Linked DNA regions of Homo sapiens: regions 2, 3, 4, 5 and 6 are each linked to region 1. Evidence: chromatin contacts called from ENCODE Hi-C or POLR2A ChIA-PET data. All regions are on one chromosome and are shown on one strand. Each heading gives the region's core, a stretch centred on a gene start or an enhancer-like site at or near the end of the contact. The rest is flanking DNA. Distances are from core to core; before and after follow the strand shown. Region 1 holds the start of GOLPH3L (golgi phosphoprotein 3 like). Region 2 holds the start of PIP5K1A (phosphatidylinositol-4-phosphate 5-kinase type 1 alpha). Region 3 holds the start of CIART (circadian associated repressor of transcription). Region 4 holds the start of GABPB2 (GA binding protein transcription factor subunit beta 2). Region 5 holds the start of PRUNE1 (prune exopolyphosphatase 1). Region 6 holds the start of CERS2 (ceramide synthase 2).

What was found. Hi-C counts contacts between places; a loop is a spot of excess contacts on that map. ChIA-PET counts read pairs that join two places held with the same protein, here RNA polymerase II (POLR2A). Pooled maps may share reads with other maps.
Region 2: a pooled map shows a loop between it and region 1 (9-fold over the local background). The contact joins the promoter of PIP5K1A here to the promoter of GOLPH3L in region 1. A Hi-C loop is called at or near these places in 7 of 50 pooled maps. POLR2A ChIA-PET finds 5 or more read pairs at or near these places in 3 of 52 experiments (Caco-2, WTC11 and activated naive CD4-positive, alpha-beta T cell).
Region 3: a pooled map shows a loop between it and region 1 (4-fold over the local background). The contact joins the promoter of CIART here to the promoter of GOLPH3L in region 1. A Hi-C loop is called at or near these places in 1 of 168 maps with a recorded cell type or tissue (naive thymus-derived CD4-positive, alpha-beta T cell) and 6 of 50 pooled maps. POLR2A ChIA-PET finds 5 or more read pairs at or near these places in 1 of 52 experiments (WTC11).
Region 4: a pooled map shows a loop between it and region 1 (4-fold over the local background). The contact joins the promoter of GABPB2 here to the promoter of GOLPH3L in region 1. A Hi-C loop is called at or near these places in 8 of 50 pooled maps. POLR2A ChIA-PET finds 5 or more read pairs at or near these places in 3 of 52 experiments (PC-9, Panc1 and activated naive CD4-positive, alpha-beta T cell).
Region 5: a map of CD8-positive, alpha-beta T cell shows a loop between it and region 1 (15-fold over the local background). The contact joins the promoter of PRUNE1 here to the promoter of GOLPH3L in region 1. A Hi-C loop is called at or near these places in 5 of 168 maps with a recorded cell type or tissue (CD8-positive, alpha-beta T cell, PC-3, ascending aorta and 1 more), 3 of 37 single-sample maps with no recorded cell type and 16 of 50 pooled maps. POLR2A ChIA-PET finds 5 or more read pairs at or near these places in 10 of 52 experiments (A673, AG04449, CD4-positive, alpha-beta memory T cell and 7 more).
Region 6: a loop to region 1 is called in a map of gastrocnemius medialis, with 4 times the contacts of the local background. The contact joins the promoter of CERS2 here to the promoter of GOLPH3L in region 1. A Hi-C loop is called at or near these places in 3 of 168 maps with a recorded cell type or tissue (ascending aorta, gastrocnemius medialis and naive thymus-derived CD4-positive, alpha-beta T cell), 3 of 37 single-sample maps with no recorded cell type and 13 of 50 pooled maps. POLR2A ChIA-PET finds 5 or more read pairs at or near these places in 13 of 52 experiments (A549, A673, CD4-positive, alpha-beta T cell and 10 more).

Annotation. Positions count from the first base shown.
Region 1 is chr1:150,694,801-150,699,080 of GRCh38, reverse strand. GOLPH3L (golgi phosphoprotein 3 like) reads left to right here and starts at 1,927. Exons shown (of 5, transcript NM_018178.6): 1 at 1,927-2,089; 2 at 4,231-4,280. The coding sequence starts at 4,243. HORMAD1 (HORMA domain containing 1) reads left to right here. Exons shown (of 15, transcript NM_032132.5): 15 at 347-1,021. The coding sequence ends at 427.
Region 2 is chr1:151,196,312-151,200,591 of GRCh38, reverse strand. PIP5K1A (phosphatidylinositol-4-phosphate 5-kinase type 1 alpha) reads right to left here and starts at 2,040. Exons shown (of 16, transcript NM_001135638.2): 1 at 1,511-2,040. The coding sequence starts at 1,595. LOC124904419 (a long non-coding RNA gene) reads left to right here and starts at 2,067. Exons shown (of 2, transcript XR_007066620.1): 1 at 2,067-2,141; 2 at 2,252-2,485. RefSeq lists enhancers at 1,563-1,642, 1,743-1,942.
Region 3 is chr1:150,280,617-150,284,896 of GRCh38, reverse strand. CIART (circadian associated repressor of transcription) reads right to left here and starts at 2,343. Exons shown (of 5, transcript NM_144697.4): 1 at 1,264-2,343; 2 at 1,017-1,092; 3 at 393-471; 4 at 189-300. The coding sequence starts at 1,629. LOC124904414 reads left to right here and starts at 2,715. Exons shown (of 2, transcript XM_047438213.1): 1 at 2,715-3,236. The coding sequence starts at 2,881. C1orf54 (chromosome 1 open reading frame 54) reads right to left here. Exons shown (of 6, transcript NM_024579.4): 6 at 3,981-4,062. RefSeq lists enhancers at 1,661-2,602, 2,959-3,038, 2,077-3,277, 3,359-3,468.
Region 4 is chr1:151,068,373-151,072,652 of GRCh38, reverse strand. It overlaps GABPB2 (GA binding protein transcription factor subunit beta 2), which reads right to left and starts at 1,892. Exons shown (of 9, transcript NM_144618.3): 1 at 1,719-1,892. MLLT11 (MLLT11 transcription factor 7 cofactor) reads right to left here. Exons shown (of 2, transcript NM_006818.4): 2 at 3,109-4,280. RefSeq lists enhancers at 508-1,442, 1,810-2,019, 1,443-2,377 and silencers at 1,340-1,499, 1,530-1,609.
Region 5 is chr1:151,006,703-151,010,982 of GRCh38, reverse strand. PRUNE1 (prune exopolyphosphatase 1) reads right to left here and starts at 2,534. Exons shown (of 8, transcript NM_021222.3): 1 at 2,312-2,534. The coding sequence starts at 2,350. It overlaps MINDY1 (MINDY lysine 48 deubiquitinase 1), which reads left to right and starts at 4,081. Exons shown (of 10, transcript NM_001376665.1): 1 at 4,081-4,280. RefSeq lists enhancers at 1,895-1,944, 1,600-2,140, 2,141-2,683, 4,176-4,280.
Region 6 is chr1:150,972,966-150,977,245 of GRCh38, reverse strand. CERS2 (ceramide synthase 2) reads left to right here and starts at 2,411. Exons shown (of 11, transcript NM_022075.5): 1 at 2,411-2,627. RefSeq lists enhancers at 1-261, 3,160-3,304, 3,262-4,193, cis regulatory regions at 1-401, 3,232 and silencers at 2,107-2,546, 2,567-3,056.

The DNA.
Region 1 (4,280 bases), core at 678-3,177:
GTAGAATGTTTTTCTATTTGTAGTTCATTTTAAAATCTTTTTTCCCTTCTTATTGCTCTGAAATATTTGGCTATTTTGAGGACATAATGTTAAATCTATCTTCTCACTTCTAGAGCAGCCCTACTGAAGATTATACATTTTGCAAGTACATACTTTCAGCAGCCATTGGAAGATGTTAATAATAAATTTTACTCTACTTTTAAGAAACCCAGATATAGTTATGCTAGGTATGCTAGGCATAAATTTTTTTAAAAAGAAGAGAAATCTCAGATACATGAAAAAATCTACAATTAAAGACATTTAAACAGGAAAGTATCTATTCTTAGTAGTTGTTTTCTTTTGACAGGTCCTCCATCACTTTGATTCTTCTAGTCAAGAGTCAGTGCCAAAAAGGAGAAAGTTTAGTGAACCAAAGGAACATATATAAAAATTATTTTTGTTCTGCAGGCTTGCAGAGTTCTTCTCACCATTTAAACTGAAGGACCCTATATTATATTTCCCTAACTCTGAAGATGTATATGTAGTTTAAAGCAGTTTGTACACTAAAACTAAGTTTTTGGCTGACTGTCATATTGTGGTCCTTAATCTTGAGATAAATCCAATAGAACTTTTGAATAAAAGCAAAAGTACAAATGTCATAATTGATTCGGTAATAAGTAAAATTTCAAAATTGATTTTGTTCATTACCTACTTAATATTTCCTTTAAATATATACTAACTGTTAAGGCCCTCTAATGCCATTTTTCTAAACAGTAATGTTTACTTTGGTATTAAAATTTGGTATGGATTCACTTTTTACTTATGTTAAAATTATACCATTTAACTGGCTCTTTTGTCATTGTGCTGTTATTAAAACAATGTTCTTCAATATTTTGACATAATGTATTAACATTTTAATATATAATGTACAATTTAAGAATTGGTGCTTTACCTTTACTATGCTTTTTTTTACAGGACAAAAAGACTGATTTTTAAAGTATGGCATTTTTTGCAGCATAAATAAAATATTGTTCAGTACGTAGGCCCTTTTATCGCTTCTAATTTTTATTTAAGTAGCAGGAAATATGGCTTCATTCATTTGAAAGGCTGGTAGGAGGATGGGGGGATAGGGAATACTAATTTTTAGATGATTTCGGTAGCTATTACTTTGCAAGAAGAGTTGAGCACACTTTCTAGAATTTTTGAGTGGTAGTATGAAAAATGCTGTGCTTTTAATGAGAAACCTGGGAGCTAGTTCCAGCCTTGCCTGCTTTCTTTGCTTTAGAAAAAGGAAGACTTAAAACTTGGTCTGTTTGCCGCTTGTAGTTTCAGCAGCCATATTCCAAAAACATACACATCCATGGGTTTGTCAGTAATAAGCGCTATAGGGAATGCTGGTACATATGCGATGGTAGAAATGTATTCATCCTGTTTAAGGTAAACCATATAAACGTACACAAACTGACCCAGATCATGTTTTTCTGGAACAGTCAAGTCAAGGATAAACTGACTGTCAGAAACAACCAATGTAAAAATATTTATTTATTTTTAGCTGTATTGCTTGGATCCCAACACATCTCACTTAATTGTCCCAGTATACGCTACTACAGCAACACACCTGCTACGCTGAAATTAACCCACAGAAACCTTTCGAGATTGGCAGCCCATGTTAGCTCACTCAGCGCTTTGATTGGCTGGTTTAATGGGGGTGGGGAGCGCAGCCCTCTTTCCTCTCTTCCACCAAGGTTCCTTCATTGGATTGACCAGCTGTCAGGTTGAACGCAAACCTGCCTCCTTTTGGTGGTGTTTGTCTGGATCGCAACAGAATAGCTGGGGGAGAGCCTCCCCCTGTGAGCTCCGATTGGCGGGACTCAACCTTGGTGATTTCTGATTGGCGCAATGAAGAAACACCAAGGTAGGTTGCCTAGTGATCCTGAGGAAGCTGATGTGTTATTCCTTCTCTGCATCGAAGGATCAGGAAGTTTGTGCTCTCTGCGTGGCTAAGTTTTTCACCTACTAGGACGGGGGTGGGGTGGGGAGAACAGGTGTCCTTCTAAAATACAGCACAAGCTACAGCCTGCGTCCAGCCATAACCCAGGAGTAACATCAGGTAAGCAACGAGAAAATTACATTTCCTAACGTCCCTTCCCCCCACCAAAAAAAACCTCTATTTTTTAAAATTATTATTTTATGGGAGGGAAAGGTTTGTATTCATTTGGGCCATTTGTTTTCTTTCAAGTAGGATTTTTAACTAGTAAATGTGCAGATGAAACTAATTTCTCAAAGAAACCGCCCCCTCTCCCCCTCCCCCCCTGCCCCGCGAAGGTTTAAAGTTTCTTGGATTGGTTTAGGAAATAGTCCCTATTCACAGTGCCAGATAGGCTTAGTGCGCTTAAGAATTTATTTCATGGTTCTCTTCCTCCTTCACTTTTCTTCCCACCTCCCATAACAAATTATATTTGAAATATACCCTTGTACAAAAAAACTTTTGTAGCTCACTTCATTTGTATTTCTATTTTAAATGTTCACATGCACTTCTGAGTATTCATTTTAATCAATATAAATTTATCGAGCAATAACAATGTTAAAGACAGTGCTAGTTGCTATGGAGAATATATAAACCCAAGAAGACAATATCCCTGTTCTTAAGAAGTTTACAGTTGAGAGACAGCTATACCAAGAGAAAGACTATAATAAATACTTTAAAGGAAGTGAGTATAAATAAAGCTCTGTGAAACAGCTGAGGGAGTGGCCATGAGACACATAGGTAATAGAAAAGAGGAGGTCACTTAAAGGCCTTCACAAGGCCTTTAAAGAATGGGTAGAATGTAAAGAGGAAGAGAAAAGGGTGAAGACCCCAGCAAGTACAGAGGAGCAGAAGCAGAAAGAAAGCATGAGACATTTTTGAGAAAAAGTCTGGCAACACTACTTATTAGGAGCAATGGGAAATATTGCTAGAGGAGTAGAAACGAGTCCAGTCATAGCAACTCTTAAATACCATTATTTTGATCTTGAAAAAGATACTCCTTTATATAATTGCTGATTTAAAATATTTGTTATATATTATCTTAAAAACTGATATCTAGATTTATATAAAATAAAGTATGCTAACTATAAACTTTATCACAAATGATTTAGTGCAGTTTCTTTTGACCGTAGTACATAGAATAAAAGACATGTTCTTTGACTTTTTTTTTTAAATTGAGAAAATTTGTTAATCTTTCAACACTCTCTTGCCAGTAATTTTTGTTTGCAGCTCCTTGTGTATTTGCAAGATATGGCTAGCTAGGACTAGAGCTGCTAAGTTTACTGACTGTGGAATTACTACACATGATTTTCTGAATGTTATCGTCTAGACTTGTGATCTCCAAAGTGAGTACATGAAATGAGTCATTAGGGTATGGGAAGGAAATATAGAACATGTATTTCTATTTAGTTTTTCGTATTCTTTTTTACTTTCTATTTTTTGTGTTTTTTTATAATGTAGTACCATGGAACGTTTATAGAAATTAGATACAAATTATTATATGCATTTTGGGGCTGGATGCTCACAATTTTTTGTTGTTCCATCTTACTTAACTTGGGATCCATTTTGTGAAAGAGGAGTGACAATGGTGGATATTCACTCCTTCTTTATAGATTATGCAGAAAAAATCAGCAGGTTTGGCCGGGCCTGGTGGCTCATGCCTGTAATCCTAGCACTTTGGGAGGCCCAGGCAGGCAGATCACTTGAGGTCAGGAGTTCAAGACCAGCCTGGCCAACATGGTGAAACCCCATCTCTACTAAAAATACAAAAATTAGCCAGACATGGTGGCGCACACCTGTAATCCCAACTACTCAGGAGGCTGAGGCACAAGAATCACTTGAACCTGGGAAGCGGAGGTTGCAGTGAGCCAACATCGCACCACTGCACTCCCAGCCTGGGCAACAGAGCAAGACTCCCTCTCAAGAAAAGAAGAAGAAAAAGAAAAAAAGAAGTCAACAGGCTTGAAAGATGAGCATTTCTACTGGACTTTAGAATTACTCATTTGATCTTTTGTCAGTGCCATCTGTGAAGTCCAAGCTATTGTACTTTGGAAAAGATACTGTATTACCCACCCATTTTTTTCTGGTCATTACTCCTTCCTTTCTTTCTATATTTAAATCTGTAAATATTTCCTATTTGTATGGATGTTTAGTATGCATGTATGAATATATGATTTATTTACATAAGCATACATATGGATTTTTTTTTTCACCACTCCCTCCAGAAACAGGTGAGAATGACCACTTTAACTCACCGGGCCCGTCGCACTGAAAT
Region 2 (4,280 bases), core at 791-3,290, 500 kb before region 1:
CAAATTCTAAACAGCAAAAACGCAACACCAGGCCTGAGGAAATACCAAAATCTCAAGCAAAGCATCCAACATCTGGCAGCGTCTATTCCAGTGTAGAAGCAGCAGTTACTGTGAAACACCAGACACTTCTGATGGAAGCGCTCAGTTTCTGACTCACCTCCCGCCCCCCCACCCGACACACATACACACACTTTCTCCCCTACACACAATCTACTGCTTTTCTTGTGAGCCTCCTCAGCCCTCCCTCAATCTTCATTCGTTTTTAACTATTAATACGCTGAGCTCTCTACATTAACCTGGCTCCATTCTCCAAATTCCAATCTCCTGATACAGCGTAAGCATTCTTCCAGTCCATTTTTCTATTATGCAATACTCCCCCACAACACTTACAGTCACCCCCCCACCCATCTTTCTTCTTCTCAGGCCTAATTTCCAAAACATCACTTCTCGCAGTCTCTACTGCAATTCAAGACTCCATTCCATCTTTCCCATCTGTTTTTAAGGTCTTTGACCTTAATTTCCTACATTCCTTAGACTCTCTTCAAAATTTCCATTCCTTCCCAAAGTTGGGCAGTTTAGAGTTGGGAATCACCAAAGGAATTAGTCTGAGAAAGTATGTATGTGTGTCTGTGTGCCTGTGCGGCCCTAAGGGTGGGGGTGCGAAGTGAGAAGGGGTGACACATTAGGGGGGAGTATCTGAGGGAAAAGATGGCTTCAACAACTCCCGCCCACCCAACAAAATTCACGATTCCCTACCTCTCCAGAAATCGAAAGCGTCCAATAACTTTTCGATATCTTTTAAGTCCCATGGCTTCTCTTCAACATTTTCATCCAATTAGCCCACAATCAACTTAGATTCCACCTGCCTCTCACACTAAGTAGTTCTCTCTACTTCTTAGGCCTCCATTTACTTTCTTAGTTTCTCTACTCCCTTCCGTTTCTCTTGTTTCCTACCGCAACTTCTTTTTTTTTTTTTTTGAGACAGGGTCTCACTCTCTCGCCCAGACTGGAGAGCAGTGGCCCAATCTCGGCTCACCGCAAGCTCTGCCTCCCAGGCTCAAGGGATTATCCTGCCTCAGCCTCCCAAGTAGCTGGGATTACAGATGCACGCCACTACTGTCCGGATAATTTTTGTATTTTTAGTAGGGACGAGATTTCTCTATGTTGGCCAGGCTCGTCTCGAACTTCTGACCTCAAATGATCCGCCCGCCAAGGCCTCCCAAAGTGCTGAGATTACAGGCGTGAGCCACCGCGCCGGGCCACCCTACCCCCACCTTCAATCTCCATCCGTCCTCCTCAAAGACAACCAAAGTTTTCGACAACTTCTTAATCAAACTTATCCTTTCCTCAAACTCCTGCCCGCTCATAAATCCCTATTTGAAAGCCCAGCTCGCGCCCACTTACCGGTAACACGTAGGACATTCCCAGCTACAGGTACCCTCTTAGGTCTCGCTCTTCCTCCCATCGCATATTCCTCACCAGCTCCCTACCCACGCCCTGCCGGGCTTACCTGAGGACAAGGTACAGGAAGGGACCGCGGGATCAAAGGATGAAAAACCGACCGAAGACGACGGCCCGGAGGAGGCCGACGCCATCTTAGCAGCCCCCTCCCCCTCAGCGGCCTGGCTCTCTTTCAATCCGGTTCTTCCTCTTCTCGGAATCGAATCTTCCCAACGTCTCTTTACAGAACCCGCGTTCTGTGGGCCACCTCCCCGCCCCCTCCGGGGCCTCCCTCAGACACGTCGAGCCGGCTCCTGGACCAGCTCAAGGCCACACCATTCGCCTGGCATGGGGAAGAACTCACGTCCCGCACCCCCTCCACAAGTTTAACCGCTTTCCACAGGGGATACTTTCCCCTTTCACAGAAGAGTAAGCTTAAGCTGGCTGCTGGGACCTTGCGCCCAGACCAAGCCACATCTGAAAAAAAAACGAGGCATGAAAAGTCCCAAAGGAGCGAACGCCCCTTCTCCGTCCTTCCTAACCACGGCCTGTTAATCGCCCAACCCGGCCGCTTCACTCCGGGTAGCCAAGCAAAAAATCCGAGCACTGCGCATGCGCCCGACCTTCTCGGGGCATCAGCCCACTCATTGGGGAGAAAAAAGGAGCAAAACCAATCGGGAGGCTGCTAATGGTCACGTGAGGTGGGTCCTCACGCCCTGACGAGTCCACGGGTGGAAGATGTGCGCGCGCGGGTTGGCCGACAGTCCCTACGGTGGCTCGGCAGGTCCTCTTAGGTTCAGTTCTTTGCTAGGACTGGGTCGAGTGATCTGAACTCGGGACAAGAGTCGGTCCGCCAAGTCCTCTGAAATTCCTAACCCAGGAAAGAACTCTCTGCGGGAGTACTGGTGTCAAGTCAGAGACGTTAAGGTGTCGAATATCACAAAACATTTAATACCACCAAGAACTCTTCTTAGTCTTTTTCCTGTTTTACTACTCTTGTTTACTATTTGATTAAACGTGCGTGCATGTCTTACCTTCCTCGGAATGGCATTCGAAATAGATCTGTGTTTTGTTTGCCTCAAGCACAAAGTTAGGCACTGCACAGTGACGGAGTTCAGTAAATATTTGATGCATGAATCAGTGAAGACCTGTCAAAAAAGGGCACGGGAGGCTATCAGGGACTTATCACAACCTTCCCGCGACCCAACCCCTTTAGCCTCCAACTGTCAATTATCTGTGCTCCAAAGGGCATGGAGATACACAGAAAAATTTCTCCCATTGTAGTCTTCGTAGTAACTGCTCGTTTTTAACAAAGTACCCCGTAGGCTATGAACCCTGGTGGGAAGACCAGTCTCTCTGAGCAGACTGTAAAACTTCTGGGGAGCAAGGACTGTGTTTGGTTCACTCTTGTATCTCCAGCTCCTCCAGTGACTTCGTACATAGTAGGGGCTCCATAATTATCTGTGGAATGAATAAATAAAGAGGAATGGTAAAACATTCGGGGTAAGAGTCGGTCAGATAGATCCTCTCAAACTCATGGCCCATGAAATAACTCCATTAAAACAGGTTTTGTGGCCGGGCGCGGTGGCTCACGCCTGTAATCCCAGCACTCTGGGAGGCCGAGGCGGGTGGATCACGAGGCCAGGAGATCGAGACCATCCTGGCTAACACGGTGAAACCCCGTCTCTACTAAAAATACAAAAAATTAGCCGGGCGTGGTGGCGGGCGCCTGTAGTCCCAGGCTACTCGGGAGCCTGGGGCAGGAGAATGGCATGAACCTGGGAGGCGGAGCTTGCAGTGAGCGGAGATCGCGCCACTGCACTCTAGCCTGGACGACAGAGCGAAACTGTCTCAAAACAAAACAAAACAAACAAACAAAAAAAACAGGTTTTGTAACCCCCAGAATGACCTGGTTATCCTCTTTCCAGATGTCTTGTGGGTCCTCATAAAGTAACCTAGGACCCGAACATCCATAGAATATCCCCATGCAGGCCGGGCGCCGTGGCTCACGCCTGAAATTCCAGCACTTTGGGAGGCCGAGGTAGGTGGATCATCTGAGCTCAGGAGTACGAGACAAGCCTGGCCAACATAGTGAAACCGCGTCTCTACTAAAAATACAAAAAATTAGCTGGGCGTGGTGGCGGGTGCCTGTAATCCCTGCTACTCGGGAGGCTGAGGCAGGAGAATCGCTTGAACCCAGGAGGCAGAGGTTGCAGTGAGCCAAGATCGCGCCATTGCACTCCAGCCTGGGCAACGAGAGCGAAACTCAGTCTCAAAAAAAAAAAAAAAAAGGCCGGGCGCAGTGGCTCACGCCTGTAAGCCCAGCACTTTGGGAGGCCGAGGCGGGCGGATCACCTGAGGTCGGGAGTTCAAGACCAGCCTGACCAACATGGAGAAACGCCGTCTCTACTAAAAATACAAAATTACCCAGGCGTAGTGGAGCATTCCTGTAATCCCAGCTACTCGCTACGCCGGAGGCTGAGGCAGGAGAATTGATTGAACCTGGGAGGCAGACGTTTCGGTGAGCCGAGATGGCGCCTTTGCACTCCAGCCTGGGCAACAAGAGCGAAACTCCAACTCAAAAAAAAAAAAAAAAAAAAATCCCCATGCATTTACTGCAGCCTTCTACTCCTCCCTTATGAAGATCTAAGATAATTGTTTCCCTGCTGCCACCTGCTGGATTATTCGTCTTCCTTTGGGCACCGAAAGTAGACAAAATCTTGTTTGTAATTCCACAGCAGTGGAATTTTGTTGTGTTGAAGTATTTTATAATTCCCTGTACCTATACCCTCCACTCAACTAAACAGGACAGGAACTAGTGAGGGGCACACTGAGCACAG
Region 3 (4,280 bases), core at 1,094-3,593, 410 kb after region 1:
AACAACAACAACAACAACAACAAAACATGTAGGAATCAAGACAATGCAGAAAGTTTAGGAATTTCCTTCCCTGAAAAGAAACTTGAAGAAAAGACTCAAAAGAAAATGGCAAAAGGGGCCATTTCTGCATGCACATTTCATTTTCTTGGCTATTTTCCCACCTCTTCCTCGTGTTCTTAAGTTCTTACCTTGGTCAGCTGATGCTTGCCACCACCCAATGATGACTTCTGGGCAGCTATTTGTGGAAACCAAGTCTTTAACATCCCTTCTACCTGTAGCAAGGTTCCTAGGTAACGTTCCCTGTGAAAATGACGTTGCTTTAAAAAACCAGCAACAGGATTGGAGAAATCTCCTTTTTATGAAGACCCAAGCAAAGAACCAGCGGGACTTACCCCATCTGTGGCTTCTGCAAAACACCTACAATACGCTGGATCCTGTCCATTGCCACACTCTGCTGAAAACTGCTTAATCCTGGGGACAGGGACAGAGAGAGATTAAGGATTGAGATTCAAGCATGTAGTCAGGTAAAGGAAGAACAGAAGGGGGTTAAAATTGATTGATCTAAAAAAATTAAGTCGGGCCAGGCAAGGTGGCTTACGCCTGTAATCCCAGCACTTTGGGAGGCTGAGGTGGGTGGATCACCTGAGGTCAGGAGTTTGAGACCAGCCTGGCCAACATAGCGAAACCCCATCTCTACTAAAAATAACAAAAATTAGCTGGGCATGGTGGTGGGCGCCTGTAATCCCAGCGACTGGGGAGGCTGAGGCAGGAGAATCGCTTGAACCCAGGAGGTGGAAGTTGCAGTGAGCCGAGATCGCGCCATTGCACTCCAGCCTGGGCAACAAGAGCAAAACTCCGTCTCAAAATAATAATAATAATAATAATAATAATAAAGTCATAGTAGCAAAAAAGGAGTAATATAGGCCCCAAACAAGAACTTCAGAGAAATACACGTCAAAAGAGGGAAAGAGAAAGAGAAATGAACCTAGCCCAAATGAATGCAACAATAAGATTACCTCTCTCAAAACGACCCATCTTCAGCCCATTGAGTAGGTCTGTGAGAGGAGGTATAAATCCTTGGAGTTCTTTACACTGTAGGAAAATAGGACAAAGGCTGTAAGAAGACAAAAAACTGCCCACACCAGCAGTGGCTCTTCCTTCACCTCCAAATCTGGGAGTCAATACTGTCCTCACAGGGTCCTTATCAACCAGCTGGGTGCTAAGGCACTCCAGGAGAATCTCCTTTCACCTGCTTTCTCTTACCTTCTGGGCAAACAGCAGGTCTCCCTCTGTGGTACAACCTTGGGTGTTTAGACTGGTCTCCAGTTCACCATCTCTTGATCTTTTCGCCCCAGATCCTGCCATAGGAGAAGCCGAACCCCGCTGTTTCGGATGAGATGGTGTATGCTGGTTACCGGAAACCTTCGATCGATGCCTGCAGCGGATAGGACCCGGGCTGGGCCGTGAACCTCCCCTCTGCCCAACAGTGTCTGGCCTGGGCCCATGGGCCCCCTTGTCCTCCCTCTCACTATCAGAGGGGAAGCCAAAGTCACTGTTCACTGGGGAGGTGGGAAAAGACGAAGAGAGAGAGTAGGAGGAATAGGAAGAAACGCTAGATGGAGAATCCATAGGTCCAGAAGCAGGGGCTATAGAACAGCTCCTGGAGTACCCAAAGATCGGAACCTGCAACTGAAGAGCAAAGCGAGGGAGTTTGAAACCAGAGTTTAAGGATTAGGAAATGAACTGGGAGATTGGGGTGTACTGCGTGGGATAATACTTGTTCTCCCCCTCCCCAATATTACCGGTCTCAAACACAATAGAAAAAGACATTTCTACCCCCACCCCCGCCCATTAAGAGCTTGGGATTCCCTCTCTGGCCGCCGCAGAGCAGCTCTCGGTCTGACGCGGCCTCCGTTCTTTTCTTCCCTCAGTTCAGAGTAAATACCGACTTGAAAGACACCTTCCCCTCCGCCCGTTGTTCGCCAGGGCTATTCGCCAGCCTGAGTCCGCAGCAAGCCTCTCCACCTGAGGCCATGCCACCCACAAGCAGTCAATCTGGGCACGCGAACCCACCTGGTGATCCTACGGGAACCGCCCCCATAGAGACTGGCCTCCTGCCCTCTCCCAATCTTTCAAGATCAGGATCCCTGCGCCGGTCTCTCTGGGCTCGCACCTGCCACGTGATGCAAACCCTCCCAATACCAAGATCTGCATTCAGCCCCCAAATCCACTCCCAAATACTCCCTAACAGCTCGCTTTGTCCTCCGAATCTCCTTACCTGTTGTCAGCCGGCTCAGCCCTGGCTCGGTTTCCAGCTCCTTCGCCGTCTCTCCGGGTCTATCTACCCACCTCCGCCTCTCTCAGTGGGCCCCGCCCCTTCCCCCCCCTCCCAGACACGTGCGGCCCGGCACGTGCCTCCCCCTGCTTACACAGATCTCGCGCCCTCATTGGTTGTGTCGCCGGTAACACGTGACTCTAGTTACTGAAGTCCATAGCCCATTTGCTACAGTACAAAGGGGCTCAGCCAGTAGAGAGGCAGCCAGGTGATGATTGGCTGTAAGGGAAGCATTCCGTGCTCCTCCCCTACATGCGGCTGCTGGAGAGGACCCGGTGATGAGAAAAGGAGGAGGATGGAAAAAGAGTGGAAAAGAAGGGAGGGGAGGAAAAGGGCGGAGCCCGTGGCCTTAAATAGGATGGTGATGCGCCAGAGATGCGCGGTTTGAGTGTTCAGAGATTGGTTGTGCTACTGAAGGCGGCGGACGTGGGACCCCCGGTTCCGTCTCGGGAAGTAACTCATCTGCCCCCTCTTTGAACACCTCCGCTCACGAGCGCAGCACGTGGAAACCGTCAGTGATTTGTGTCTGCAACGTGTGTGAGAGAATGGAGGTGTGTGACACGGTATATTCTCCTGCTCTCGGCGGCCCAGCCCTCGTGACTCTCCGGTCTCTGTTTCACCTCCCCCACCCCTTTCTCCTCCAAGTTGGGTGCCTCCTGCCCTGCTGGGTGAGGAGGGTGGGGATTGCAACCGAGAACACCGCGTCCTTTCTGGCTCCCGCTGGGGCGGCTCCTCCATCCCTTTTCTTACATAACCTACCACGCACGTTACCAGCTCAGATGCCAGCCCGCCACGACGCTAGAGGTCAAAACGAAACTCAGTTTTTCCTGACTTTTTTATCCAGGCTTCTCGGGCCCGGCGTCCTAAATTATCTGATTCCAAGCACGGGGAACAGAATGGGGTAGGTCCCTGATCTCCTAGGTTATGGTTTTGTCCAGCTTCAGTCCCTTCATTTGTCCGCTGGAGAAGATTCGAAAGACTTTGAAGGAGGGGAGGGAGGCAAGTCCAGAGTTTAGAGAGTCTCAGAAGTAACTGGGACGTTACTATTGTCGTTGCGCCTTGCATTTTGAGAGTACAATGGAGAGGAGAGCAGGGCCCAAGGACTGTGAGCTGGTTGAAGATAGGACGTCGGAGAGACCGCAAGGGGGCAGCCCAATTCTAATTAGGGTCCCGAGGATAGCGAATTAAAAAAAAATTTAAGTGAGTTTGTCCCTGCCATAATTACCAACTGCAAAAGGCACATTGTTGGACAGAGGTGTGGGTAGGGGTGGGTAGGTGTGAATATTTTAAGTCTATTCTAAGTAGTTTTTGATATTTTACCTTATGTTTTAACAATGTGCTTATTCTTATAAAAAGAAAAAAAGATTCTAAAACCTCAACCTCGTTTCCCCAAGCACACTGTTTCAACACCATACTTAATAAAATAAAACAAGAGAATTACCAATATGGACTGTGAATAAACCTGTTGTCTGTGGGTGCCCTTCTCCAGTCTTCTCCAAACTGCAGGTTTATTCAGTCCATAATGCCCTCTAATTCAATTGTCACCCACCTCCCCTTCCAATCTACGCTTGCTGCCTCTAAATCCTGGCGCTCTCTTTAGTTGTGACTTTAGAACAGACTCATGAAGGAGTAGATGGTAACCAGATTATTTCACTTATTATTTATTTTATCTTCCAATTTCCTCTTGCCAGACTCCCATCCAAAGAGTCATAGCAGCCTTCTTCCACCTAAAAAAGCAGAGAAAGAAAGAAAATAAAAGGAGTCAGGAGACCCGAGAAACCCCTTCATGCCCCCCACACTCTATGGAAACTCCCCAGATATTCTGAGCTGGGATTGCTCTGTGATAGCTCCTGGGAAAGATGTGTGTGTACCCCTCTCCTCCACAGTCCTTTCACCTCCTGCTGAATCTCTCTATGATCAATGGTTATTTAGCATCCCAATTTAA
Region 4 (4,280 bases), core at 643-3,142, 370 kb before region 1:
GCTGGTGTCGAACTCCTGACCTCAGGTGATCCACCCACCTCGGCCTCCCAAAGTGCTGGGATTACAGGCCAGAGCCACCACGCCCGGCCTGTTTGTTTTTTAAAGAGACAGGGCCTCACTCTGTGGTCCAGGCTGGAGTGCAGTGGTGCAATCACGGCTCACTGCAGCCTCGACCTCAAGCGATCCTCCCACCTCAGTTTCCCGAGTAGCTGGGACCACCAGTGGGCACTACCACGCCCAGCTGATTAAAAATAATTTTTTTTTCTCTGTACCGACAGGGGTCTCCCTATTTCGCCCAGGCTGGTCTAGAACTCCAGGGCTCAAGGGATCCTCCCACCTCAGCTTCCCAAAATGCTGGGATTACAGGCGTGAGCCACTGCGCCCGGCCAAAACCTTTCAATAAGTGTGTGTTTTAATAATTCATGAAGTGCTTGAGCTCTTGACAACAAAGTACTCTATTATCCAAGATAATTAGAGTAATTACTTTTGTTTATTTAAGAATCTGGATGGGGCAGTTTTCTCTTTATTGTCATCAAAGCACGTGTGAAAATACATGCCTAAGAACATCTCTACTGGATTGGGTGGACCAAGTGATTAGATGAAAATATGGTCTTGGATGGCCAAAATTTTGTTACATCGTTGATAGTAAGCCATAGACTGTCCTTTTCCAAAGACGTTGGGTTGGGGGGGACCCCCTAGAGAGAAAGCCCTTTTGGGAAAAGGGAGAGGAATGGGATGACCTCTGGCTCAAGGAAGTATGTGAAAACAGGAGACAGCCAACGGAAAGAATTGCAATGGAAGAATCTATGGTTCTTTTAGTATTGCTCAAGTCCCCACTGGGCGGCCAGCTGTACAAACAACTGTGAAAGAAGCAGAGGCGAGGCCGGGAGCCGTGGCTCACGCCTGCAATCCCAGCACTTTGGAAGGCCAAGGCGGGGGGATCCCCTAAGGTCAGGAGTTCGAGACCAGCCTGGCTAACATGGTGAAACCCCGTCTCTATTAAAAATATACAAAAATTAGCCATGCATGGTGGCGCACGCCTGTAATCCCAGCTACTCGGGAGGCTGAGGCAGGAGAATCGCTTGAACCCGGGAAGCGGAGGTTGCAGTGAGCTGCAGGTTGCAGTGAGCCGAAATCGCGCCACTGCACTCCAGCCTGGGTGACAGAGCAAGACTCAGTTTTGAAAAAAAAAAAAAAAAGAGCAAAAAAGCAGAGGCGGGGCCCGTACTGCTCTCATTCAGATTACCGAGTTCACTAGTAATCTTTCAGGTCATTATTTGGGTCAGATAATGAGAGTCGCCGTTTCCCTCTCTATCATAAACCCTACAGTTCCTCACACCAATGTCTGTCTGAAAGATGGGAACCAATTTGGGGCAGGGGGCCAAACTCAGCCTCGGCGACAGGCCTCGGCCCCGGCTCCGCGCCGCCCCCTAGTGGTCACCTCCGCGGCCTGGGCTTCCCTTGGTCCAGCTCCCCAGCCCCAGGTCTTACACCCACCCCCTTCTTCACCTCCTTCCAGTCCCCTCCCCTTCCTCCCGACAGCATCCCCTTCCTCCCCGTCCCCCTCCCGCCGCTGCCCCCGCTTCAGTGACGGGGAGCCGCGAGGTCTGCACCCAGAAGTCCGAGGCTGGGCTGGGAAGCGGTGTGACTTCTCACGGCACTTTCCTTTCCAGCCCTGACGCCCCCCGGAGTCCACACATCTCTTCTTTCCTCCTCACCTCCTCGTCCGGGACGCTGCCGGCCACGCTTCCACGGAGCCCGCCAGTTTAGTCCCGTTTCCTTCTCTAGTTAAGACTCCCTGTCAAGGACGGTTACTTTTTGCCCTTTTCATGTGTGCATGTTTTGGGGGCCTTTAACCCCCCCTCGTGGAGAAACAGAGGCAACAAAATGGCGGACCCGGAAATGAAGGCGCCGCGAGTAAGATTTCTGGCGGAGGAATCTGTGAAGGGAAAATGATCAGAAAACTCATGCTCCCATTCTAACAGAAAGATGATGCACCCCCGAGGTTCATCGCCTTTCTGCTGAGGCACTTCTGAGGTGGAAAAGTGCGTCACCGAGGCATGCTAGGCAGGACTATTTAACGGGGCGGAGGACTGCTGGTTACGTATCTTGCGCGTCTGAATAGTTCCAGCAGGGGACGGATCCTAGGTCTGGTGTTGGCGCCAAGAACCTGGCGAACTGCTGAGGGAGACTCGGAGCGTGCGTCAGTCATGCAGATTGCGTCTTAACTCTTGGCTGCTTCTTCGGGGTCCGGGGCGGCCAGGTTTAGTTTGACAGGAAAGCCTCGTTTCCTTATCCCAACCTCGGCTGCAGCTGTTTGGGACGTTCCTGGCTTTGTGCATTGGGTTCTGGTGCCTGATGGACACATTTTTCCAGTTACAGGCCGAATGTAAGGACCCCAGAGCCAAGCTGTCAGTGAGAACAGTGAAACAAATAACTGAGTCATTTCTTTTCTTTCTTTCTTTTTTTTTTTTGAGACGGAGTCTCGCTCTGTCGCCCAGGCTGGAGTGCAGTGGCTCGATCTCGGCTCGCTGCATGCTCCGTCTCCCGGGCTCACGCCATTCTCCTGCCTCAGCCTCCGGAGTAGCTGGGACTGCAGGCGCCCGCCACCACGCCCGGAGATTTTTTTGTATTTTTAGTGGAGACGGGGTTTCACCGTGTTAGCTAGGATGGTCTCGATCTCCTGACATCGTGATCCACCCGCCTCGGCCTCCCAAAGTGCTGGGATTACAGGCGTGACCCACCGCGCGCGGCCTTTTTTTTTTGAGACGGAGTCTCGCTTCGTCCGTCGCCCAGGCTGAAGTGCAGTGGCGTGACCTCGGTTCGCTGCAACCTCTGCCTCCCGGGTTCAAGTGATTGTCCTGCCTCAGCCTCCCCAGCAGCTGGGATTACAGGCGTCCGCCACCACGCTGGGCTAATTTTTGTATTTTTAGTAGAGATGGGGTTTTATTTTACCATGTTGGCCAGGCTGGTCTCGAACTCCTGACCTCAAGTGATTGGCCCGCCTCGGCCTCCCGAAGTGCTGGGATTACAGGCGTGAGCCACCGCGCCCGGCCTGAGTCATTTCTTTTTGGAGGCCTGCAAGAGGATGGAGCATGAGTTTGCAAATCCATTTAGTCACTTTATTTACCAAACAGTTGATCCCTGTCTCCACCCACCAATTGCCATGGCTGAAGGACTCTGAAGGGGCCCTTCAAAACTCAGTAAAAATAGAAAAGGACGCACTACTTATCCTTCCTGGCCCCATTCTTCGTTAGACTGGGACCGTCTTTAGATGTGGGCTTTTCATGGCCTAGAGGGAGGATTTGTCTTTTTTTCTCCCACCTGGGGACTTCTCTAGATCATCCTTATTTAGGGTATAGTGTCATCCTTATTTATAGTACACTGCCCAATTCTGTCCTATCCATATTGGTATTTACAGTTTCTCTTTTGAGAGTTGGAGTCTTGTCTCATTCCCGTTTACATTCTGTTTGGCTCAGTGCTTTCCTATAGCAGGCACACAAAAACCAGAAGTTAAGCAGATAACATATTTGAGTGAATTCGTTTATCTTCTTAGGCACCTAGGAGAATTATTACCTGAAATATAATGTTGGTAGTCAGTGGGCAAGCAGAAGAGTGGTTGTACCTGTCTCCCTAACTACTTTTCTAATTTTAAGTTGATTTTGCCCTTTCATTATCTGTTCAATGCGAAGTTCACCATCTAATGTCTAAATGCTACTCAAATCATTCTTCCTCTAAGTTGAATATTATTATAGAAAGATAAAATGAGGCCGGGCTCAGTGGCTCACGCCTGTAATCTCAGCACTTTGAGAGGCTAAGGCGGGCAGATCACCTGAGGTCAGGAGTTAGAGACCAGCCTGGCCAACATGGTGAAACCCCGTCTCTATGAAAAATACAAAAATTAACCAGGCCTGGTGGCAGGCGCCTGTAATCCCAGCTACCTGGGAGCCTGAGGTGGGAGGATCCCTTGACCCTGGTGGGTGGAGGTTGCAGTGAGCGGTGATCCCCGCCACTGCACTCCAGCCTGGGTGACAGAGTGGGACCCTGTCTCAAAAATAAAAAAGAAAAAAAAGATGTATAAGCTAAGTGTGAAAGCAAGGCTAATTTCTCAGATTTCTGTGGCTTTTCTTGTGAAGAGAGAAAATTAGACTCCAGTCCTGGGATTGAATGTCTTTATTAAATAAACGAGTAAATGGTAGCACAAATCACCATCAATATTTTTGGAAGGATTGGGGACAAGATGTCGAGTCAGAATATAATTGTTCATTTCAGGGTCTCAA
Region 5 (4,280 bases), core at 1,285-3,784, 310 kb before region 1:
ACTACTTCTATAATTTAAAGCAATCTAGGCTGGGTGTGGTGGCTCATGCCTATAATCCCAGCACTTTGGGAGACCAAGGCAGGCATATCACTTGAGGTCAGGAGTTCAAGACCAGCCTGTCCAACATGGTGACACCCTGTCTCTACTAAAAATACAAAACTTAGCCAGGCATAGTGGCGCACACTTGTAATCCCAGCTACTCAGGAGGCTGAGGCAGAAGAATCGCTTGAATTCGGGAAGTGGAGGTTGCAGTGAGCCTACTCCAGCCTGGGCGACAGAGTGAGTCTATCTCAAAAAAAAAAAAAAAAAAATTAAAGCAATTTAAATTGTTGGCATCTACCAGTATGTCTTGCCATCAGTTCCCCTGTTAACCTTCCTAGAGTCTAATTTTCTCATTTCTCCAGGCCCTGGAGAGGCTATGTGATGATGCAAGCTCTAAGACACAATCTCACCTTTCACAAGTTCACAAGTTTGAAAGGAAGATCTAGATCTTGCTCCTTGGGGGATGAATGCAGGGAGAGAAAGGTCGAGATGCCAGCAGTATTGGAAAAATCAAGTATTTTTCCAGCTTCATATTGCTGTAGAGAATATACTATTCGGGCTGGGTACAGTGGCTAACACCTGTAATTCCAACACCTTGGGAAGCCAAGCCAGGGGGATTGTTTGAGTCCAGGAGTTTGAAACCAGATTGGGCAGCATGGCGAGACCCTGTCTCTATAAAAATACAAAAAATTAGCCCTGCGTGGTGGCACTGCCTATAGTCGCAGCTTTTTCGGGAGGCTGAGGTGGGAGGATCACTTGAGCCGGGGAGGTGATCACACCATTGCACTCCAGCCAGGGCAACAGAGTGAGACCCTGGCTGAAAATAAATAAACAAATACAAAATAAAAATAGAGAATATACTACTAACCTGGGGGTCGGGGGAGGCTCTGGAGGATATATGCTGGAGAGTAGATGCATGCAAAGAAATACTATTTGGTGAGGTTTCAGGTCCAAGGGCACTTTACCAAATGGTGGAAGAGACCAGTCATTTGGGTTACTGGGGGGTAAAATCCAACTGTTTAGCACTTAGAACGGTGCCCCAAAAACTCTACATTAGTCCTCCAATAAGCGCCCTGTGGTGGACTCAGAGGTAACAAAAAGGGATTGGTTCCAAATGGCCTTATGCATTGAAATAACTCCCCAAATTTGTTTTTCACAAGGAAAATGTCTATGTAATTGGTGTTAAAATGGACCTTCTCCCCAATTCAATATGAAGACAATTCATTTATTCCAGCAGCTGAGTCTGCAGCAGGAATTAGTGACTTTCAGGATTTGTTAAAGACCAGAATCTGTCCCTCAGGGGAATTTGTAGAGTTTAAGATATCTAAAAAGGAAAGCTCAGCAAGCCATCTATCTAGGTTTCTTCAGGGCAGTATAACTCAAAGTAGAGGGGCCGGGTGACCTCCTGGAGCCTGTCTCTGGTTAGCTTTTTGCTGCTAACTGGGGATAACAGCCTAATGCCTCATGACGGCTCAGCATGGCTGGGTGAGTCCAACTGAGTCAGAGAGCACCAAAAATAAGCCACAAAGCATTGAGTAGTCATATTTATGGTTTTGATTCCAAACACACTTTGTGCTTATCCCTTCCAAGTGGAGAATTTTTATGTCATTTGTGTGCGTTAAGGCCAAAGGAGAAACCTGGAGGCAAAGGAATGCTGGTTGTGGGTCAACAAATATGCCTGATGGATTTTGTATGTTTGGCTTAAAAACACTGACTTAAAGTAAAATACTGTGACTACTTCTAACCTAGAAATGAGTTCAGCCCGCCAGACAGAAACTGCCATTCGGAGGAAATAAGGCCGTGAGCACCGGTTCCCTCCACACCCCCGAGGTTCACCTGGAGGCCAGTGGGCCAAGCGAAGCCTTGGGAGCGGAGAACTCAAAGAGGGGCGGGGAGAAAAGAATAAACACACCTCGCGGGGCTAGGCTGGCGGCGGCACAGTCCTGGTTTTTTTGATGGAACTGACCAAGATGACAGCAAGCAGAGGCTCAAATGCAGGATTCAGACCCAAGACTTCTCCCCGCTCTCAGGCGGACCCCAAAGGCGGGGAGCCAAAAACCGGGAGACTGAACAAGCAGCATTCTCACGCTCCTAAACTGGCTTCTCGCTCCTCGCTCCTCATGCCCCAAAACTGATCAGGCCCCAACCCCCCTCCCCACAACTCAGTGTTCCCTCCACACGGACCGTCGAGGCTCCCCCAGATCCCACGTCTTCGTCCTTCCTGGACCCCGTGCTCCATTCCTTACAGTCACAGACAGGGATTCGTTACCTGCAGAGCAGCTCGACAACCCTGCAGGTAGTCCTCCATGATGAAGCCCAAAGTACGCCGTCGCCCCTGGTCGAGTAGAGGTGCCCCTGGTCGAGGAGAGGTTTCCCCGACGAATGCAGCCCGCCCGGGACTCAGGGACTAGAGGCCAGAGTCAGGAGGCGGGACTCGAACCCGCCACACGGCGAATCGGCCTCCGACCCCGGGAGGAACTGCGTAAGCGGGCGCTCCGGAGTCCGGCGTCGCCCCGCCCCCAGCGGCGGAGGCGGGGCTCTACGCCCAGAGGCTCCTGGGACGTCTTTCCGGCGAGGCCAAGGGGGCGTGGCGTGGGGCGACGTGGGAAACGTAGTCCCGCAACTCCGCAATGTCCCTAGCAACCGAGGGAAGGATTGTTTTCTGAGGGATCAGTCGTTCGGTAAACAAATGTGTATGTGTCACAGTAACCCATTATTGTGGCATCTGAACTTTCCCTCTCAGATCAGGCCAAGTATAACATCTTTACATATATCACACCGAGCATCTGGTGACATTTTAAATGACACTTGGCAAAACAGATCATCTTCTTTCTACAAATTCTGCCCTTTACCAAACTGACTCAGTCGCCACCAATTTTGTGGTTGTTCATGTTAGGAGAACATTAGAATAATCTTTGACCCCTCTTGTTAACACCTACAGTCTCCTGCCAACTCCTGCTGCTTCTCCCTTTGCAACTCTGTAGCCTGTTTTTTTCTACAGCCTCGGCAAATATCTTCTTCCTTTCTTGGACGGTTGTAACCTTGGCTTTTTGCTCTCTGCCACCCTAATTGTTCCAATTGCTCTTTCAGCCTTTAGAGTTGCTTGAAATTTCATCCTGTGGCGGCCCTGTACATAGAGTTTAGGGAACCCTTCAGAATGTGGAGTTAGGTTCCAACCTCCCTTAACTGCCACTTTCCAGCCGCAGAGTAGTGCAGGTACTGCAAATAAATGGACACTCATCATCAAAAATTCCCTCATTTATTTATCTATCCCTTTATTTCCTACCGTCAGCCTCACACCAGCTTTTCCTGCTTCCCCAGCTGTAAATCGAGAGGAGGTGACTGATGAGAGGCCTGCAGTGGAACCAAGATCCAGAGCACAGGCGTGTTGGATCTCCTGCCTGCTCTGCCAGTTCTTTTCTTCTTCTTCTTCTTTTTGAGACGGAGTCTTGCTCCGTCTTCAGGCTGGAGTGCAGTGGCAGGATCTTGGCTCACTGCAACCTCCACCTCCCGGGTTCAAGCGATTCTCCTGCCTCAGCCTCCCGAGTAGCTGGGACTACAGGCATGTGCCACCATGCCCTGCTAATTTTTGTATTTTTAGTAGAGATGGGGTTTCACTATGTTGGCCAGGTTGGTCTTGATCTCTTGACCTTGTGATCCGCCCGCCTTGGCTTCCCAAAGTGCTGGGATTACAGGCGTCAGCCATCGCGCCCAGAGCCTGGGGCTTCTACCACACCCTCTGCACTCTACCAGGTGCACAACCCAACCAGTTTCATTTCTAGACTTAAAAATGATACAGCAAGGACTTGGAAAGGAGCTCTCTGGAGGGCTCCAGAGGGAAAAGAGCTGGGTTTGTTTGTTTGTTTTTAACATTAATTGAGTAATACATGCAAATATCGTGCTCTTTGCTCCTGCTTCTGTGGATCCAGAGCAAAGGACTGCCATACCCAGAGAGAGAGCCCAGATCCAACAAGCTGCTTCTGTCCAGCCCTTCTCCTCCCTACTTAGCAAGGGCACTTGCTCTTCCCTATTCTCACCAGAGAGGCACAAGCGCTCCGTCCCTTCTAGAGGCAGGCAGAGGGAAGAGAAAGGGTCTGTTGTTTTTCTCTCCTGTTTCTCGCTCCCTCTCTGCTGATCACAAAGCTGCTGACCGGGTCAGAAAGTCCTGATGGAAATCCACCAGCGCTGGGCAGGCCCCTCCTCCTCCAGGGAGCTTGTCCTTGCCTAATTTTTCTTCG
Region 6 (4,280 bases), core at 1,162-3,661, 280 kb before region 1:
TCTGCCCCAGAACTTCCCCTCCCCACTGCTATCTTAAAAAAAAGAAAAAAAAGTTAACCAGTCTTCAGTTCTCCTGAGGAAGCATTTGAAAAGTCTGGTAGGGACTACAGGAAAGCCTGGCACTTAGGAAAACCACAAGAAAGGGATTCAGAACTAAAAGAAGGAAGATGAATAGGACGGAGGTGTGGAGAGTGTTAGAGACCCGAAGGTGAGCTGCGGCCCAAAGAGCCCTGGAACTATGCTGGAAAAAAGGTGTGTAGGTGTGTAGCAGATAAGGACTCTGGGGAGAGCACTGAAGAAAGGAAGAGGGAACTTTGGAATTAGAAGGCTGAAGGAGGAGAGTTCCAAGGGGGTAGAAAGAGACAATTGGGATGCAAGGTGGCTCATGCTTGTAATCCCAGCACTTTGAAAGGCCAAGGCGGGTGGATGGTTTGAGCTCAGGAGTTCACGACCAGCGTGAGCGACATGGTGAAATCTCAAAAATACAAAAATTAGCCGGGCATGGTGGCGTCGCCTGTGGTCCCTGCTACTTGGGAGGCTGAGGTGGAGGATAGCTTGAGCCTGGAAGGTCGAGGCTGCAGTGACAGAGTGAGACCTCCTCTCCAAAGGAAAAAAAAAAAAAAGAAAGGAAAGAAAGATACAATGGAAGATATGCTAATAAGGGAGGGAGGAGAAAAACACAGCTGGAGGGGTTGCTGGAAACTGGGAGATCAGGCAGGCCTGGGGCTTAGAAAAGCCTAGAGAAACCCTGGGAGCTGGTTAGGGGCCACCACTCTCATCTTTCCCATGGTGTGTCAGGGCTGCGGGTCCCCCTGAAAAGAGAGGCAGAACAAACAGTTGGGTCGGACAGCCTCTACCTCCTTACCCTCCAGAAAGGGCCTGAGATGAGGGATGGGCCCTCCAACTGGATTAGTGGGGGTTGCACTCCTTCCTACGAGTACTTGACCAGATAAACGGGGAAACAAGCTACTGTCAGAGGCTCTGATTGCAACAGCATAAAAAAGGCAATACTTCATCTAGGTGAGAAATTTGACAAAAGTACCTCTCCATGGAGTAAGCTGCAGCTCTCCCTGTATAGGAGCCCTCAAATACATCTTAGTCACCACTCGTTCACGTTAGGAGTTAAGACCAGCTTTCTAGGAAAACCATGTTGCATCTTCCAACAGTAATTACTTCTGAAACAGTAATTTTACCACACGACTCAAGGGGAAAACTTTTTTTTTTTAAATTTATAAAGGAGTTGGGGGTCTCGCTATGTTGACCAGGCTGGTCTTGAACTCTGACCTCAAGTGATCTGCCCACCTCGGCCACCCAAAGTGCTGAGATTACAGGCATAAGCCACGGCGCCAGGCCAAGGGGAGAACACTTTTTTTTTTTTTTTCCTGAGACGGAGTCTCACTCTGTCGCCCAGGCTGGAGTGCAGTGGCGAGATCTCGGCTCACTGCAAACTCCACCTCCAGGGTTCAAGCGATTCTCGTGGCTCAGCCTCCCGAGTAGCTGGGATTACAAGCGCGAGCCACCGTGCCCGGCTAATTTTTGTATTTTTAGTAGAGACAGGGTTTAACCATGTTGGCCAGGGTGGTCTCGAACGCCTGACCTCAGGTGATCTGCCCGCCTCGGCCTCCCAAAGTGCTGGGATTACAGGCGTGAGCCACCGCGCCCGGCCGGAAAACACTTTTTAACACGAAATCGAATACGGATAAACGTGGTGTCATTTGAAAACTCATACATTTTACAAAACAAAAGTTGGGGTGGCTCTTTCAGACAGGGCCGCCGGGTGTGCGCAAGTTCGGGTTTGCTCTTCCTTGCCACGGGGGTAGGTCCCGTAGCACCTAGGTGGAAAGGCCGCGGCTTTTACGGCGGGGTAGGCGAGGGTCGCCCGAGTGATCGCAGGCTCCGACTGGGTCTCGAGGGTCGGCTGCTTCGGTCTGCCCTGGAGAGGTTTTCAGCTTCGGCGCGAGGCACTTGGGCAGGATCCCCGGGCTGCACCCTCCTCCGCCCGCGCCCCGTGGGGCTGGAAGTGGGAATGTGCCCACCCTGGCGGGGACCGGGGGCCGCACAGCAGTTGGGGGTGGGTGGGGGTGGGTAGGAGTAAGGGGACAGGGACACCGCCGCTCGGAGCCCGGGACCCCGCGGCATCCAGTGCGTCTGTGTCGGTCCCAGTGGGAGACCTCCCACCCCGAAAAGAGACCGAAGTGGCGGAAGGAGCCCGCACCCGCCTCCCCAGGTCGGCGGTTTCTCTAGCGCAAGGTGACGGGCGTGGACGCGGCTGTGGGGCCGGGAGCGGAGGGTTGGGGTCTGGCCTCCCGCGCCGGGGCGAAGGGGCAGCCGCAGCGCAGAGGCCCGCCCCGCCCTCCCCTCCCGTCACGCCCAGCCTCCCGGCCCTTGGGCTGCTCGCGGCCTTTTTTTCCCGGCTGGGCTCGGGCTCAGCTCGACTGGGCTCGGCGGGCGGCGGCGGCGGCGCCGGCGGCTGGCGGAGGAGGGAGGGCGAGGGCGGGCGCGGGCCGGCGGGCGGGCGGAAGAGGGAGGAGAGGCGCGGGGAGCCAGGCCTCGGGGCCTCGGAGCAACCACCCGAGCAGACGGAGTACACGGAGCAGCGGCCCCGGCCCCGCCAACGCTGCCGCCGGGTGAGTCGGGGCCCCCGCCCGGCGCCCGAGCCCCGCGCGGGGGTGGGAAGGGGCTGCGGAAAAGTTGGGAGCCCCGGGTGCCGCTTTGTCGCGGGGCCGCGGAGGGGTCGGGCTGGGAAGGCCGCGGGGCCGGGGCGAGGAGGGAGGCGGCGCTGGCGGGGGGCGCTGCGGGCGCTCATGGCGGCGGCCGCCGGGTAAGGCGGGCGCAGCGCCTCAAGGGAGCGGCCGGGGCCGGCGGGCCTGGCGCCGCGGTGTCCGCGGCAGCGCCGCCCTGAGCCGGAGAAGCTTTCCCGGGCAACAGGTAGGGCGGAAGGTGGGGACGCGGGGGCTGCGGGCGACGGGGCCGAGCCGTGGGCTTCCCTTTGTTGGGGAGTGGAGGAGCTTGGTGACCATTGGCGCGAGAGCCTCCACCCTGGCAGCGGCCCGCGGGGTTGCCCTGGCCTGGACGCGTCCTGTGGCTTGGGTGGGAGGAGAGGGGAGGGCCCTGCCCCGTTTTCTTCCTACCGGCCCACCGTGCCCACCTCGCAGGCGAGGTCAGAGCTTCCATGTGCTTAACGGGAAACAGGAAGGAGCGGCCCGGAGCGCCTGCCCCGGCCCGGTAGGGCTAAGGCATACCGTTATGAGGTGTGGATGGCTGGCAAGGGAGCTCCTGGTGGAACTGGCTTTCTGGGCCGTAGCTTGTTAATCACTAGAGGCCCGTGGCAAGTGGGTTGACTGCAGGTGTAGAGCACTCATCTTTAGCCTGCAGTTGGAGTCTCTCCCTCCCTAAGCCTAGCTCCTGGCATCAAAACCTGGTTTCAGTCACCTGAGTTGCCAGGCCCAGGTTCAGGGGGTTCTGAGGATCGTGGCGAATGCAGTGAGCCCCTGTTCCTGGAGAAGTGAGTCCGAGCAGGCCTCCAGCAGGCAGTCACCCCCATATCTGTGCTGGGGCAGGGGTGGGTGGCGGTTGCTGCCGCATACCGGAGTCGGGATGACCGCACCGGGGTGTGAGTGGCTGCACATGTAAAGGGGCTCCTAAGGGTAAGGACTTGCCTGCAGTCCTGTCCCTGAGGACCTGGCGCTGACCATACCGTGATCTGCACAGTCTGTTCCAGAGAGGGATCCTTTTCTCCCCTGGTCCCCCACTTCCCTCACTGGGGCCTCTGGCCAGATTTTCCCCTGGGAGGAAGGGCCTCCTTTTACCCCTGTCACTGGCCATAGGCTGGCTGATCCCTCACTGTGTCCTTCAACACCGCCCCAGCTGTCTCTCAAACCCACCGGCGTCTCCCTGCCCCTGGGGCCATAGTCTCATGCAGTGTTTTGGTCCGTGGAGGCCTTTGGTGGGACTTTGCAGACAAGCTGTAGGCCAGATGAGGCTGAGGACTACTGTTCTGACTGCCTCTCACCCACCTCTTTTTTACAATCTGGCTTATTTTGAGGCCCATCCTGCAGCCTGGAGGGATAACACACCTCTCATTGGCTCCATCCATGGCTTGTAGACTTCTAGTACATGACCTGCTTCTGTTGCCTGAAAGTTTTCAACAAGGAAGACTATTCAGGACTTCTTCAGTGGAAGCAGGGAGCCGGTGGGACCTTTGTCACTCCTCCCTTGTCAACAACTCCTTTCTATTTTCCTCAGTTATTCTTCCAAACTATGAGAGCCAGTCAGACTGA